Linked DNA regions of Homo sapiens: all the other regions are linked to region 4. A link is a contact called in ENCODE Hi-C data. All regions are on one chromosome and are shown on one strand. Each heading gives the region's core, a stretch centred on a gene start or an enhancer-like site at or near the end of the contact. The rest is flanking DNA. Distances are from core to core; before and after follow the strand shown.

Evidence for each region. A loop is a pair of places that touch in the nucleus more often than their neighbours do. Pooled maps may share reads with other maps.
Region 1: a pooled map shows a loop between it and region 4 (28-fold over the local background). The contact joins the promoter of FHIP1B here to the promoter of BMAL1 in region 4. A Hi-C loop is called at or near these places in 9 of 50 pooled maps.
Region 2: a pooled map shows a loop between it and region 4 (2.7-fold over the local background). The contact joins the promoter of RRP8 here to the promoter of BMAL1 in region 4. A Hi-C loop is called at or near these places in 5 of 50 pooled maps.
Region 3: a loop to region 4 is called in a pooled map, with 9 times the contacts of the local background. The contact joins the promoter of TIMM10B here to the promoter of BMAL1 in region 4. A Hi-C loop is called at or near these places in 7 of 50 pooled maps.

The regions. Positions count from the first base shown.
Region 1 is chr11:6,232,705-6,235,885 of GRCh38, forward strand. It overlaps FHIP1B (FHF complex subunit HOOK interacting protein 1B), which reads right to left and starts at 1,932. Exons shown (of 12, transcript NM_001098794.2): 1 at 1,840-1,932. It also overlaps a transcript of CNGA4 not described here. RefSeq lists silencers at 1,607-1,656, 1,837-2,136 and enhancers at 2,179-2,869, 2,267-2,346.
Region 2 is chr11:6,602,264-6,605,780 of GRCh38, forward strand. RRP8 (ribosomal RNA processing 8) reads right to left here and starts at 1,353. Exons shown (of 7, transcript NM_015324.4): 1 at 1,141-1,353. The coding sequence starts at 1,239. It overlaps ILK (integrin linked kinase), which reads left to right and starts at 1,511. Exons shown (of 13, transcript NM_004517.4): 1 at 1,511-1,559; 2 at 1,917-2,097. The coding sequence starts at 2,009. RefSeq lists enhancers at 586-1,127, 1,123-1,312, 1,903-2,142, 2,373-2,532 and a silencer at 1,383-1,592.
Region 3 is chr11:6,480,061-6,483,237 of GRCh38, forward strand. It overlaps TIMM10B (translocase of inner mitochondrial membrane 10B), which reads left to right and starts at 1,441. Exons shown (of 3, transcript NM_012192.4): 1 at 1,441-1,495; 2 at 1,697-1,792; 3 at 1,985-3,177. The coding sequence starts at 1,457. The coding sequence ends at 2,161. ARFIP2 (ARF interacting protein 2) reads right to left here and starts at 1,271. Exons shown (of 8, transcript NM_001376558.2): 1 at 1,171-1,271; 2 at 263-403; 3 at 1-8. The coding sequence starts at 361. RefSeq lists enhancers at 864-2,063, 900-1,019, 1,500-1,549.
Region 4 is chr11:13,276,540-13,280,037 of GRCh38, forward strand. BMAL1 (basic helix-loop-helix ARNT like 1) reads left to right here and starts at 1,251. Exons shown (of 20, transcript NM_001297719.2): 1 at 1,251-1,384. RefSeq lists silencers at 852-1,501, 1,572-1,641, 1,922-2,261.

The DNA.
Region 1 (3,181 bases), core at 682-3,181, 7.0 Mb before region 4:
ACAGAATCATTGTATAAATGTATGCTTCCTCAACCTAATACAACAGCCACACCATCATCACTTTAAATTTCTGAAGTTCATAAAGCTATAGAAATAATTTTTAAAATTAAAAATTGGGTTGACACTTTTTATTTGGGTAAATTAGATCTTTTTTTTTTTAACCCACCATCTACTGTTACCATTACTGCATCAACGAAAGAGCACTGCAACACCAAAAGAATAGGAATGATAATCTCTGAGAATAAATTTATCTTCATGAATAACCATACTGTCTTTCTCTCCCTCCATCTTGGATAGATGATAATTTTATCATGTACAGGGTCCTTGGTCCAGTGTTTAGGAACCACTACTCTAAACTCTGAACTGTAAGTTCTGACTGACTGGGCAAGTTGCCAAGTGTTCTACCAATATGGAGGCCTGTCTGGACTCCAGAAAGAAGCAATGAGAATATACCACAGGATATAGGAGTTGGCTCTGAAGCTAAGACTCTGGAAAAGAATGGGGACTGAGGCTGTCTAATTCTCAGGAAATGGTCTCTCCCTGTCCACTGTAGAGTTAAGGAAAGACTTAACTCTTTCTGAGTCTGGAAAGAATAGGATGTCCCAACCCCATGGCTGACTAGCAGTAGAGAGGAAAATTTAGTAGTGTGAAAGTGGCCATTATCACTGAATGCCAAACCAACTTTCCAGAATTTCACGTGCATTTGGGTTGGTGGGGAGAAGAGGACCTAAAAGAATGCTAGTAAGATGAACCCAACTACAGGGTGTGGAGAGGAAGAGATAAATTTTCAGGTGGCTAAAATGTTCAGTATCTTGAGACTGATGATGATTTCACAGATGTGTACACATGTCAAAACTCATCAAACACACATTTTAAATATAATATAAACTAGCTTTTTAAAAAATTCAACTGTAAGAAAGGAGAGTAAGGCCATCCTGTTTGGGATCCTAAATATAGTACTGTATAGGGCAAACCATATGACCTCCATAAAAGTAGAATTAGCAACTGAATATGGTCAATCCAATCAAAGACCCACAGTTAAGCACAGGTAAGGAGCAACAGTGGAATAAGGTTGTCCAGAAGCAAGTAGAGAGAAAACACAAGCTGTCACAGCGCAAAACCCTTCATGAGAGGGCCCATCTTCAACTATGCAGTCCAGAGAAGGAACTCGAAGGAACTGAAGTTTCTGTGATTACTCTGTTGAAGTCTGAGCCTCAAATATGACTTTCATTACCATAGTACTATTGCCTATGACACCTTCATTTTCTCGTCCTCCAGAATATGGAAAGTCCATGGGAGCAGAGGAGTCAGGTGCACAACACTTCCATCTAAGCTGCCCTACTTTGTCTAAAACTATTGCTCTCACTGGACAGGGCAGTCCATCGAAGGAGGCCTCAGAACCAACCTCTCACCTTTATCCAAGTCTCACAAGCCCTAATTCCCTCCTCCCATGCCTCGCCTTCAACTCCCTCACCAATTTGCCGCCACCCCGCAGGCTCCCACCTGCGCCTTTTACTCTCTCTCTCCTCGCGCAGGCCTTACCCCTCACTCTAGTCCCAGGGTATCCTTCACACCAGCCCTCAGTAGCCCCAGCCCTAGTAAACCGCGTTCAGGAGTCCCTTCAACTTGGCACCTCCGAAAGCACCCAGCCTCTCACAGCCCCTCATTTGTCCACTCACCTGTAAGCTCTCACCCTCCTTCCCTATCTTAGACACTCACACCCGGACCCTCACCACCTGCCAACCCCTCACAACCAGTACAGTAACCAAACCCGTCACCGTCTTTTCCCAGTCTCTCATCCCCACAAACGACTCTCCAGGCCCTCTGGCCCATGCGTACCGTTCACTCACGGAACGCCGAACCTGGCCGGGCCCGGTTGCTGCTGCGGTGTTAGGTGAGTTCAGGCCGCCGCCATCGCTTCTCAAGCGCACCAGCCGCGCCCCGCCCCGCGCCACACGCAGCCCGCGCCCCCGCGCACCACACGCAACCGCCCGGCGTCGCACGACTGGGCAATGGCGTGCCAGCTCATTGGCTGAGCCGGACCAAACCCGAGCAAGGACGCTTGTTTCCTGGCAACGGCTAAACGCAAGGGCGGGGTCGCCGACGGCTATCCGAGGGAGGAGCACCGCCTCTCCTCTTGGTTCCGTCCCTTCGTACGTAAACCCCGCCCCTCAGAAGGACTCCGGCGTGTCATAGGCGAAGGCCTCTGGGAAGGTGGAGGCCGGCAGGGCGGAGGCGGAGCCCGGGAAGGAAAGGTGGAACCAGAGGGCAGAAGGCGGGACCTAAGGAGAGGCGATTTTTACAGGCAGGGAAAGATCAGAAGGGCGGGGCTTGGGAGAGATGGAGCCGGAAGAAAGACGAGCGAGAAAGGGGTGGGGCCATGGATTCCAGGAGACGCTTGGAGTGGAAGAGTGGGTGTGGAGGGGCGAGGCTATCACGAAAAGAGAGGAGGAATCAGTAGGTGGGCCGGGCCTGCGGAAAAGTGGAGCCCTAGAGAGGGCTGACTGCGGGCACTCTAGTTCATTTTGCTCCATCGTCGTGCATAGCTTGGTCTCTACTTTAGTACCCCAGCGGTGACTGCCCCTGGCTCCCCCAACACCGCTGTGCTGTGCTGCTCCGTCACCCCTTGAGCACTTAGTCAAGGAACACGGAATAAGTGCCTGCATGCCCAGCTGGATTCCGGATCAATTAGAACCGGCCTCTGCTCTCCAGGACCTCAGAGAATTGCAGCGTAGTGTAATAAGTACATTACTACGGGGGCCACCTAGGAGCAGCACTTAGCATGATTTGCATGTATAGAGGATGAGAGGAAGGTACGGTGAAGGAGCTTAGGGAAGACTTCCGGGAGGTGACGGTGTCTAAGCCGAGTCTTGGGAAACAAGCAAGAGTAAGATAAACTAAAATAGAAAAATAGAAGTTTCAGATAAGGCATGTAGTTTTAAAAGTACTTTACCGGCTGGGCGCGGTGGCTCACGCCTGTAATCCCAGCACTTTGAGAGGCCGAGGCGGGCGGATCACGAGGTCAAGAGTTCGAGACCAGCCTGACCAACATAGTGAAACCCCGTCCCTACTACAAATACAAAAATTAACTGGGCGTAGTGGCGCGCGCCTGTAATCCCAGCTGCTTGGGAGGCTGGGGCAGGAGAATCGCTTGAACCCGGGAGGCGGAGGTTGCAGTTAG
Region 2 (3,517 bases), core at 103-2,602, 6.7 Mb before region 4:
CCTGGAGAACAAGAAGGGAGAGATGTGGACCTGATTCAGACTGGCAGAAGCATCTGAATTCTTCCCAGTCAAGCCTGCCAGAACCCAGAAGAACTTTTATGTCACCACCCCAACTTCTGGGAAGCTGGAGAGCAGAGAAACCACCTATCCCACTTTCTTCAATGTGTAAATGAGCTAATGGAGGTTTCCCCAAAGGAAAATGCAAAGGCCACAAGCAACAAGACCAAGGCCAGAGACCAGGAATTCCAACCCTTCACCTTGAGCTTTTGCCTAGAGCTGATACATTTCTGTAAGAGGTAAGGAGGCTTCTGAACACAGGAGACACATGATCACACACGTATATTAAATATTTAACATGTCTCTAGCTGCAGTGTAGAAAACAAACTGAAGGGGAGAAATTGCAGACAGAGAGGCCAGCGGCTTGGACAATGGTAATGGGGCTAGGGGATGAAAAAGGAGGAAACAAAGCAGGCCGATTCCATGTTGGAGGCAGACTGAAGGGTAAGAAAAGCCTGAGGAAGCAGGGCCCTCACATCTGCAGAGGCTCAAAGGAGAAGATGTATTGTCGGGAAGGCTGATTCTGTGTTGCAGTCCTACCAGGTAATCCTAGGCCAGGCACTTACCCTGATTCTAAGTTTCCCACACCCTCCTTTGAACAATGATACTGACAACTCTTACTGTCTCCAATCCATCCTCCACACTGTAACCGACGACCCTTTCAAAATACAAATCTGAAGAAATAATTCCATTGCTTAAAACCTTTCATTGGCTTCTATTCTCAATATACGCAAAACTTCTACCTCTTGAACTTGAACAGCATATATGCCCCTTTCATTTACTATGTATTTCAACCACAAGGACCACTTGTGTTTGTGACTCTGACAGAACATGCTCTCTTGTCCCAGGGCCCTTGTACGTACTTTTTCCTGTCTGAAGAACCCTCTTCGCTTCACCAACTTCTACTCAACAACTCTCTCTGACCCAACGTCAGTTTCTTTTGGAAGTTCTCGGATCTTCAGATCAGGACTCGCCCTTAACGGTGCCACAGGTGTCCCTCCCCGCAATACACACAGCGCTGGGATCCACCAATGTCCGCTTCGCGGCCTGAAACAGCTCCCATTGCTCCCGCGAGTCACTCACCTTGTTTTGCGAGGAGGCCGCAGGCGGAGGTCGTGAGATTACGGGCCCAAGGCCCGCGGCTACTGGGGCCGCCTCGGCCCACTCAGGCTCTTCGAACATGAGGGTCGGGAGGGCAGGGTCGCCGAGTCCCCGCTCTTCTCCACGTGCACAGCGCTCCTCTGGAAGTCGGAGCGCTCAGACCTGCCAGAACCGACCCGGAAACCAAAGCGTGACAGCCAGGGGTTGCTAGAGCGGCCGGCGCGGCGCAGCGAACCATCGAGTTTAGCCAGGCGCGGCTAGAAGGGCAGGGAGGCGGTGGGAGGGGAGGGACGGAGGCCCGCGCTGCCCAAGAGCGCCACGGGCGGGGCGGGGCCGGCGGCGGGCTGCGGGCGCGGCCGGACGGGAGTTCCCCGGAGAAGGATCCTGCAGCCCGAGTCCCGGTGAGTGCGAGAGGACCCGCGCCCCCTGTCACCCCTCACTTCTCCTGAGTCCCAAGTAAGGAACGGAGCCAACCCTGGGGAGGACCCCCGGTCCCCTCTCCCAGAGTATACGGAGCCTGAACCTCCCCACTTCCCCCAACTCTGTTCGCGGATAGGGTCTAGTTGCCTGCTCTCGGACATCCGTTCAGCAGACACTACCTCTTCGTCACCCCCTGCCCACCCTGACCCGCCTTTACCTCGCGTCTAGAGGACACAGCCAGGGATCATCCCGCAGCCCCGAACTCCTTCACAGACCCCCACTAGCCGGGGACGCAGCTCAGGCCCCCTACCCCCAACACAAACACTTCTCTCCTGTAGAGGATAAAGCTTGGGGTTCATCCTCCTTCCCTGGATCACTCCACAGTCCTCAGGCTTCCCCAATCCAGGGGACTCGGCGCCGGGACGCTGCTATGGACGACATTTTCACTCAGTGCCGGGAGGGCAACGCAGTCGCCGTTCGCCTGTGGCTGGACAACACGGAGAACGACCTCAACCAGGGGTGAGCTGAAACGGTTGGTGGATGAGAGGAAGGCTAGAGATCTCCTGGCTACGTGGAGTGGAGTGCTCATGTCTGGTGGTGGCGGCTGCCTTTGCTAGCCAGTGTAATGAGTGCTAAGCATAGCCTGTGGGGGGCAGAGGGTTTTCACAGAGGACGCAGTTTGAGCTGAATCTTGACTGCAGAATAAGAGTTTCACAGGCAGAGGCTACAGAGAGCTTTCCAGCCTCAGTAGACTGCATGGCCAAAGGCTAGGGGGCAAGGCACAGAGCAGAGAGAACAGGAAATTGTCTGGAGTTCCATATGGCTGGAGGATAGATGATCTCTGTGGGTCGGAGCATTGGGTACAAGAGGAAAAGAACAGGACATAAGACTGTAGAGGTCTCCAAGGATCAGCCAGATCATGCAAGCATATTTAGGCTATAAGAAGGTCTTTATTTTAAAAGCAAGGTTTTAAAGCTGTATAGTGACATAATGAGATTGTCCATTTTTCAGTATCGTCTTGGATGCTTTGTGAAGAGCAGGTGGAAAGGAGGCAATTGCCTAGTTCATCGTAGAAGTAATGATGTCTTGGACTAGAATTAGGGTGAGTGAAAAAGAGAAGTGATCAAATTCCAGAAGTCTTTAGGACGAAGAATTGTGGAACTTGGTGTGGGGAGTGAGTAAGGGCAAAGATGAGGACCAGGGTTCTGGCTTGGGAACTTGGTTGTTTTTACTGAGATGGAGAAAACTGGAGGATGAGGCATTTTATTTTGGACATGTTAAAGTTAAGGTGACAATACAGCAAGGTGGAAATGTTGAGTGTGTTGTTGGTTATGCAGATTTGCAATTCAGGGGAGGAATCTGACTTGGAGACACAGATTTGAGAGCTATCAGCATATAGATAGCATATATATATCATATATATAGATGATACTTGAAGACGTGGTTGTGAAGGAGAACGTCTCAGGAGAGTGGAAGGCAAGAGGTCAGGGGACAGGAAGCCTGCACGACAGAAAAGGAGCAACCGCAAGTTGAAAAAGAAATAGGAAAATGTGTGAGTAAAGCTTACAGAAGAGAATGTTTTAATGAAGGGGAGGTAGTCAACGGCAGTACAGGCTACTGAGAGATCAAAGAACATTAATATTTTAAAGTAGCCATTGAATTTACAGTTGGGTTTTTTTTTTTTAAGTTAAGGGGTACATGTGCAGGTTTGTTGGATGGGTAAACTCAGGTCATGGAGGTTTGTTGTGCAGATCATTTCATCACCCAGGTATTAAGCCGTGGCACCCATTAGTTATTTTTCCTGATCCCTCCCTCTTCCTACCCGCCCCACTCTGGTAGGCCCCAGTGTCTGTTGCTCCCCTCAGTGTGCAGTTAGGATGTATTTGACCATCTGTGAGTGTTGTTTCAGAATAATGGGTGAAGAAATCAGACTACATTG
Region 3 (3,177 bases), core at 191-2,690, 6.8 Mb before region 4:
TGGAGGTCCTATAGGCCAGAGAAGAGGGGTTGCTTCAGGAACATAGGGGCTGCAGAAGCATTTTGGAGGTGGGAACAAGTTTGGATTCAAGCATCATAAAGATAGTACACAAGGGAAGTCTGCACAGAATCAAAATGATACGTAAAAAGAATGAAGGGAGTCAGATAAGTCAGGGGAAGGCTACTGGAATGGAGGGTGAGAACCTAGGATTTATAAATTGGATTCCTAAATTGAAACAATTAGAAGAATCAAACAGAAGCACCTGCTCCAGCCCATCATCTTCAGGAAGCTGCCTGGCTTCGCCGTTCCCGTGGATAGGGATCTCCATTGTGGCTGCCTTCCCTAGGATCCCGTCCGTCATGGCTAGGAAAGGTATTGGAGTAAAACTCTCCACCCCAGCACCCTGCAAAGCCCAACACAGAAGTTCTGGACACTGGCCAGCACTCTAGAAGAAGGAGGCCTCCTCTGTCATTTCTTTAAAGGCTGTCCCAGGGTTTGAGTGTCCCAGCGTTTGGCCATCATTCCTTTCTTCAGATATATGTATTTCTCCCCTCCAAAACGCACATTTGAAACAGGCACACCAAAGCACGGTGTCTTCTCACAAGCCCCCAACCTCACCAGGACTCTGGTGATTATTTCTACACTCATTCAGCAGACATTTAGTGAGTGCCTACTATGTGTCAGGCACTATTTGTGACAATGAAAATACAACAGTGAAGAGGGAAAGTCTGCTCTCTTAGAACTTATCTCCATGCAGGCGTGTTTATGCTGAGGAGATGAACCCTTTCCAGGGCTCAGGTCTTCACCCCCCTATTCAGGTTTGTTCTCCATTGCTTGGCCTTTCACATTCCTTTAGCGTTTCTTCCCCCTTCCTTCAGGGGGTCTCCCCTCCTCCGTCTCATACACCTCGTCTTCCTCGGGCCCTCCCCACCAGGCCTTAGTTAGATCAGTGGGTGTATGTTCCCAGTCTCTGGTAAAAGCCTCTCTCTCCCAGGATATCGGTGACCCTTCCACAGTCAGTTATGTCTCCCAGGTGTGTGAGTCCCCGCCCCCACCCCCATACACCTGGACATCAGGTGTGTCCTCATCCTTCCCCGGGGCTCGGGGCATCTTGCCCTCTGGACAGGTTTGTGCGTTCAACTTCCCGTCGCCCAAGCATGTTCCTCTCACCTCGGGCCGGGCCGCTCTTCCCCTCAGGGCGCCAGGCCCGGGCCGCGCGGGGACCTCGGGCTCCAGTTCCCGTCGCGATCCTAGCAGCAGGTCAGGGACTCGGCGGAAATGACGTCCTCTCCGGGCAGAAGAAGCCGGCCACGTCGCAGATTATAAGGGCGGAGCTGACGTCGCAGCCAGGGCAGGGCGATACTCGAGCTAGCTCTCGAGATCAGCGAGAGGTTACTTCCGGGGCGGCACCGAGAAGCTGAAACGGAAGTGGCGTACGGCATGCGCCGGTGGCGTGATGGAGCGGCAGCAGCAGCAGCAACAGCAACTGCGAAACGTAAGTGAGAACTAAGTCGTTTCGAGGCCAGACGTTCAGCTCGCATTCCTGCACACATCGCGGGAACCCCACAGGGCCAGGGATTTGAGGGCTGGAAACTTCGGGCTATGGCGCGCGGGCCTGGGAAACTTTGGGCGGCGCGACCTTGACTAGAAGTGTGGGGCCCTTATCGCTGAGTTTGTGGTCCCCCTTTTCTCTCAGCTGCGTGACTTCCTGTTGGTCTACAATCGGATGACAGAACTCTGCTTCCAGCGCTGTGTGCCCAGCTTGCACCACCGAGCTCTGGACGCTGAGGAGGTGGGGAACTGTGTAGGGAGGTTACGCTGCAAGAAGAGTTTAGCGGTAGACTGCTTCCCTCCTCACCCCACTTCCCGTACCTCTGGCCCTGGCCTTCCCACGACCCTCACCCCTAGGCTGGGCATGGGGAAGAAAGGAGGCGGACCCGACAGGGCACCTTTATCCTCCACTTAAACCCTATCTTCCTTCTAGGAGGCCTGTCTGCACAGCTGTGCTGGGAAGCTGATCCATTCCAACCACCGCCTCATGGCCGCTTACGTGCAGCTCATGCCTGCCCTGGTACAGCGCCGCATCGCAGACTACGAGGCTGCCTCGGCTGTGCCAGGCGTTGCTGCTGAACAGCCTGGGGTCTCTCCATCAGGCAGCTAGCCATACCCAACCCCAGGAAGGAAGGCCTTGGATGGACCCTCAGATTGAAGGACCCGGTGGACCTTGGGGTTGGTGAATCCTAAACAGAGAGAATTCGAGGTTGCCTGAAAGCTGGGTGTCCTTGCTCCTTTTCCTGGAGCCAATATACCCAGTTTTTACTCAGTTTGATTTATATTCTGGGCAAGGAAGCTTTGCCTACTTTATTGGCACAATCCGTTGTTCTGTCGTTTAGTGCATATCTGCTGGCTTCAGCCCTGGCAGCTGAGAAATTGTTTTCTATATGTAGAAGGAAAACCTGAGCATTTGCAGGCATCTGGTTAAAGCAGGGTCTGTGTGTACAATTTTAAAACGGGTAATATGTCATGCTCTTAGTTCATCTTCACAACAAAACTATGAGTAAGCGGTATTAGCCTCACTTAACAGATGAGGAAGCAAGATTCCAGAAAGTACCAGAAGGTCATTTTATACAACAGGAGATTGGTTCCTGCCCAGATGACAGAAAATGGGAGCTCTGTCTAGTTGTCCTTAAGTCTGACTGACTTCAGTGGCTCATAACCGTGAGCCAAGTATTTGTTGGTTCATAACTGTTGTTTTGTGAACTATGTCTTACATGTCTAGAGTTCTGCTGGATCTAGGGAAAGGAGGAGCTATCGAAGTACAACGGATCAAAAAACCACAGGGCTTTTGGGCACTGCCTCCTTGGGAAGTTAGTGGCCACAGAAGAGAGATGAAACCTGTAAGAAGTCTGGAGTCTTTTGGAACTTCAGCCATTTCCCCAGGTTGTTACTTTCTTAGTATGTACAGTCTTCTCAGGATGAGCAGTAAAACCTTTGAACAAAGGTCTGTGTGGTTGTCTTCACGGGCAATCAGGAAGGGAGAGAGCTGGGGACCATATTCTGCAATGCAGCCAAATCCGAGGAAGAGAAACTGAAGGGAGAAGTAGATGGCAATGGTTATGATAAAAAGGGATAAAACTAAATCTTCGGGACTTCTTTAATGCTACGTTAATGTTTCAC
Region 4 (3,498 bases), core at 1-2,500:
CCAGTCTGGGTAACAGAATTAGGCCAATTTATTTAATTCCATTTGTTCATGTATCCAGCCAACAGATATTTATGGTGCACTTGTTGGGTGCCAGCCCCGCCCCCACCACTCCACCCTACCCCAGCAGGCGCTAAAGGAGAGCTGACATGATGGATAACGAAAAAGAAGACGCTGTCCTTCTATTCAGGGAGTTTAACATCTGGAAGAGCCGGGAGTTCTTTGTGCTAAAGGCCCTCTACAAAGTGCCTGAGATGCAAAAATAAGTCACTTTCTCTGTCCTCTCAGCAACCGAGTCGCATGTCGTTATCAAATTTTTATTTTCTGTAACTGTTTCCTTCCGTCTTGCTCCGTAGACAGCTTTTTGCAGCAGAGAGCGCTGCCGCGGGGCTGGTGTCTACTCTTCAGTAAGTGGTCAAAACCTGGCTACTGGAAGGAAATGCAATGGAATCGCTCCGCGCTCGAGTATTCTCTTTGGAACTACGGGAATGACAGCTCCAGTGGGACACTTGGAGGTCATGATGAACGCAAAGAACGTGAGAACACTTGCAGTCCTCGGGGTGGAAATGCCTTCTAGAAATACTAAGTATCCGTTCTCTCGTTGAGACTTTGGCAAACCAGGGATTTTAGGAAGGGTCTGGCACTCAACGTTCCTAAAATTGGTTTCCTAGATGGAGCCGGAGGGAGAGAGGGAGTCAGGAACTGCTGCTTTTCGTCGGAATGCCCGGAGGGGAGAAGAAGAAGGAGGAGGGGTGAGGGCGGGCGGCCAAACGCCAGCCGGCAGGGGACCCAGAGAAGAGGGACATCCCGGGCGACCCCGAGGAGCGCGGCTTGGGCACCGCAGTGGCCGCGGCTAGTGGGAGACCTGAGGGGAAAGGGAGAGGGCAGGGGCGAGGAACCCAGGGAGCGCGCGCGGATTGGTCCTCTCCTCGGGGCGTGCGCTCCTGTGCGCCAAATGATTGGTGGCAGGAAAGTAGCAGGTAAACCGGCTCCCGCCGCCTCGCCATTGGTCAGCGGCCTCTCTAGCCGCCACACAACTGGCCAGCGGGCTGCCGAGCCGCGCGCGGATTGGCTGGGGGCGGCCGCCGGGACCGGCTCCCTTCGGGCGTTCGGATTGGCTGGCGGGAAGAGGCAGGTATCCGGGCGCTGCGGCTCCTCCATTGGTGGGCGGGGAAGGGGGGTTGGGCACAGCGATTGGTGGGCGGGGGGCCGGGCCTGGGCCGGCGGGGAGCGGATTGGTCGGAAAGTAGGTTAGTGGTGCGACATTTAGGGAAGGCAGAAAGTAGGTCAGGGACGGAGGTGCCTGTTTACCCGCGCCGGACTCACCGCCGCCGCCGCCGCGGGATCCGAGTGCGGGCGCGGGCGCGGGCGCTCCCGGCGAGCCACGGTGAGTGTCAGGCCGGCGGCGGCCAGCGACGCGATCCCGCGCACCCCGTCGGGGGCCGTTAGCACCCTCGCGGGCGCTGCGCCCCTGCCGCCGCCCCGGGGGCAACCCGGCCGCCGAAGAACCCTGCCCGACGTGCCCGCTGCCGGCCTTAAAGGGCCCGTGACCGCTCCCTGCCCCCACCCGGGCCGTGGGGAGGCTGCGCCCCTTAAAGGCGCCGCGCCCGTCCGCCCCCATCCTCCTCGCGGGGGCTGCCGCTGCGGGCTAGGGCAGGCAGAGGTGCTGCAGGAGCCCTTAAAGGGGCCGGGAAAGTGTTCGCTGGAGTACCCACCGCCCTTCCGCGGGCATCGCTACCTGGCGGGGGGAGGGGGCAGCTAGCTGCCTCTTAAAGGGATAGCTCTGCCCTTGGGGGCAGTGACTCGGCCGAAGAGGACTCCTAGATGTGTCCCCGGGAGCTTCGGGGATCCCCGAGGGGACCATGCCTGGTGGCTGCCCCTCAAGGGCGTTGGGCGAACGGTGCCGCGTCTGCCCTTCCTCCCCGCTTCACTTCCCTTTCGGGAGCCCGCGAGGCTGGGTGGGGGCGGGGAGGGCGTCTCCGTCGGGCTTGGGGAGTCCAAGTCCGCCCGCCCCTTCGGCCCTGTAGCCAGGGCTGGCGCTGCACCCGGGAATCCCCGGCCGGCACGGGGCCGACCCCAGCCTGCGAACTTTCGTGGGGCCTGTGCCGTCCAGGTCCTGGGCGGCCCTCAAGGATGCCCCGTGGGTCTGCGGGCAGGTGCGCGTCGGCCTGGGGATGTCGCCCGGAGCCCGGGTGCGGGCCGGCCTTGGAGTCCCAGAGCTCCGCGGAGGGCGCAGCGAGCCTGGCTCCAGCTCCGGGTTTGACAGATGTCAGGGAAGAAAAGGTTCCCGCTCGGCTATTGCCGGGCGTTGACATCCCAGAGAGCTTCCCGTTTGCTTGGAAGAAGACGAGGAAGGTAGAGGTGAACGTCGACCTTGTGGGGCGCATGTTAGCCTCCCCGAGGGGTCGCGAGAGCCGGCAGCGGGGTGAGCTCAGGTGCCCGCCGGCAGGAGCTGGGGAGGGAAGGGGAGTGCTGGACACCGGCGCCTGCTGTCAAGTTCTCGCCGGCCGGTGAGAGACCCGCTGCCGCCGCGCACCCCGCACCTCCTGACCCCTCTCCCCTCTCCGCCTCGGCCCCTTCCCGGTCACCTAGCGTTGTTTTGGCGCTTTGGCGCTTGCGGTCTCTTCCTTCTTCCACCGCTACTCCTCAGCGAGGAATTATTAGCCAAGTTTTCTCACCCAGCTTCCAAAAATCAGATTCCGTATTTGTGAACAAGCTTTTCTTGACACTACCCGTATACCCGTATTTCCAGCATCGTCGTTTTATTAAACATCCATAAAAGCTGCCCCTTAGATGCATTCATTTCCCACGACACCTGCTTGCTTGTCATTTGTCCTTCTGACATCTGCTGTTGTTCACCCCTTTAATCTATTATTAAATGACAACTATTATTTTAATTCTTCTGGTCTCATTGATATCCGGATCTGTGAATTTGGGTTGGTGGAGTTTTTAATTAATGTACCCGTTGAATCATGAGCTTAAAATAATCATTGCTGCTCCTGAGCAGTTTTGAATAATATCATGCTCTCTCTGCTTGCAAGACTTAAAAAAATTCGCTGGTGTTATATTTGATTTCCATATCAATGGAATTCCCAAATATTTTTGAAAATACAAAATTCAGTCTTTCAGTCCATGTTTTGTTACTCAGATCATTTTACTGATAAGTCTTTAACGCAGCTTATAGAACATATTTAGAAGGTTTGGAAATTTCCTGGACAGGATTTGAAATTGCCTGTATCATCTGAAGCTGGTTCTGTAGAAGCATTTTGGTTTTGATTGTAGATGCAGCCAGTGAATGATAACAATAAGTTAAAACTGTAGTTAAATTTGTTCTTTATTCAACCCTCTGAAGAACGAACAGATCTGGTAGAAAAGCACTAACCTGGGAGTTAGGAGCTGGACATCCTGGTTCTAGTTTAGGCTTGGGCTCTCATGGCCGTTCCAGTCGGGGCAAGTTATTAAAGATTTCTAGGTTGTGTTTGCCTCTGATGGAAAGTAAGA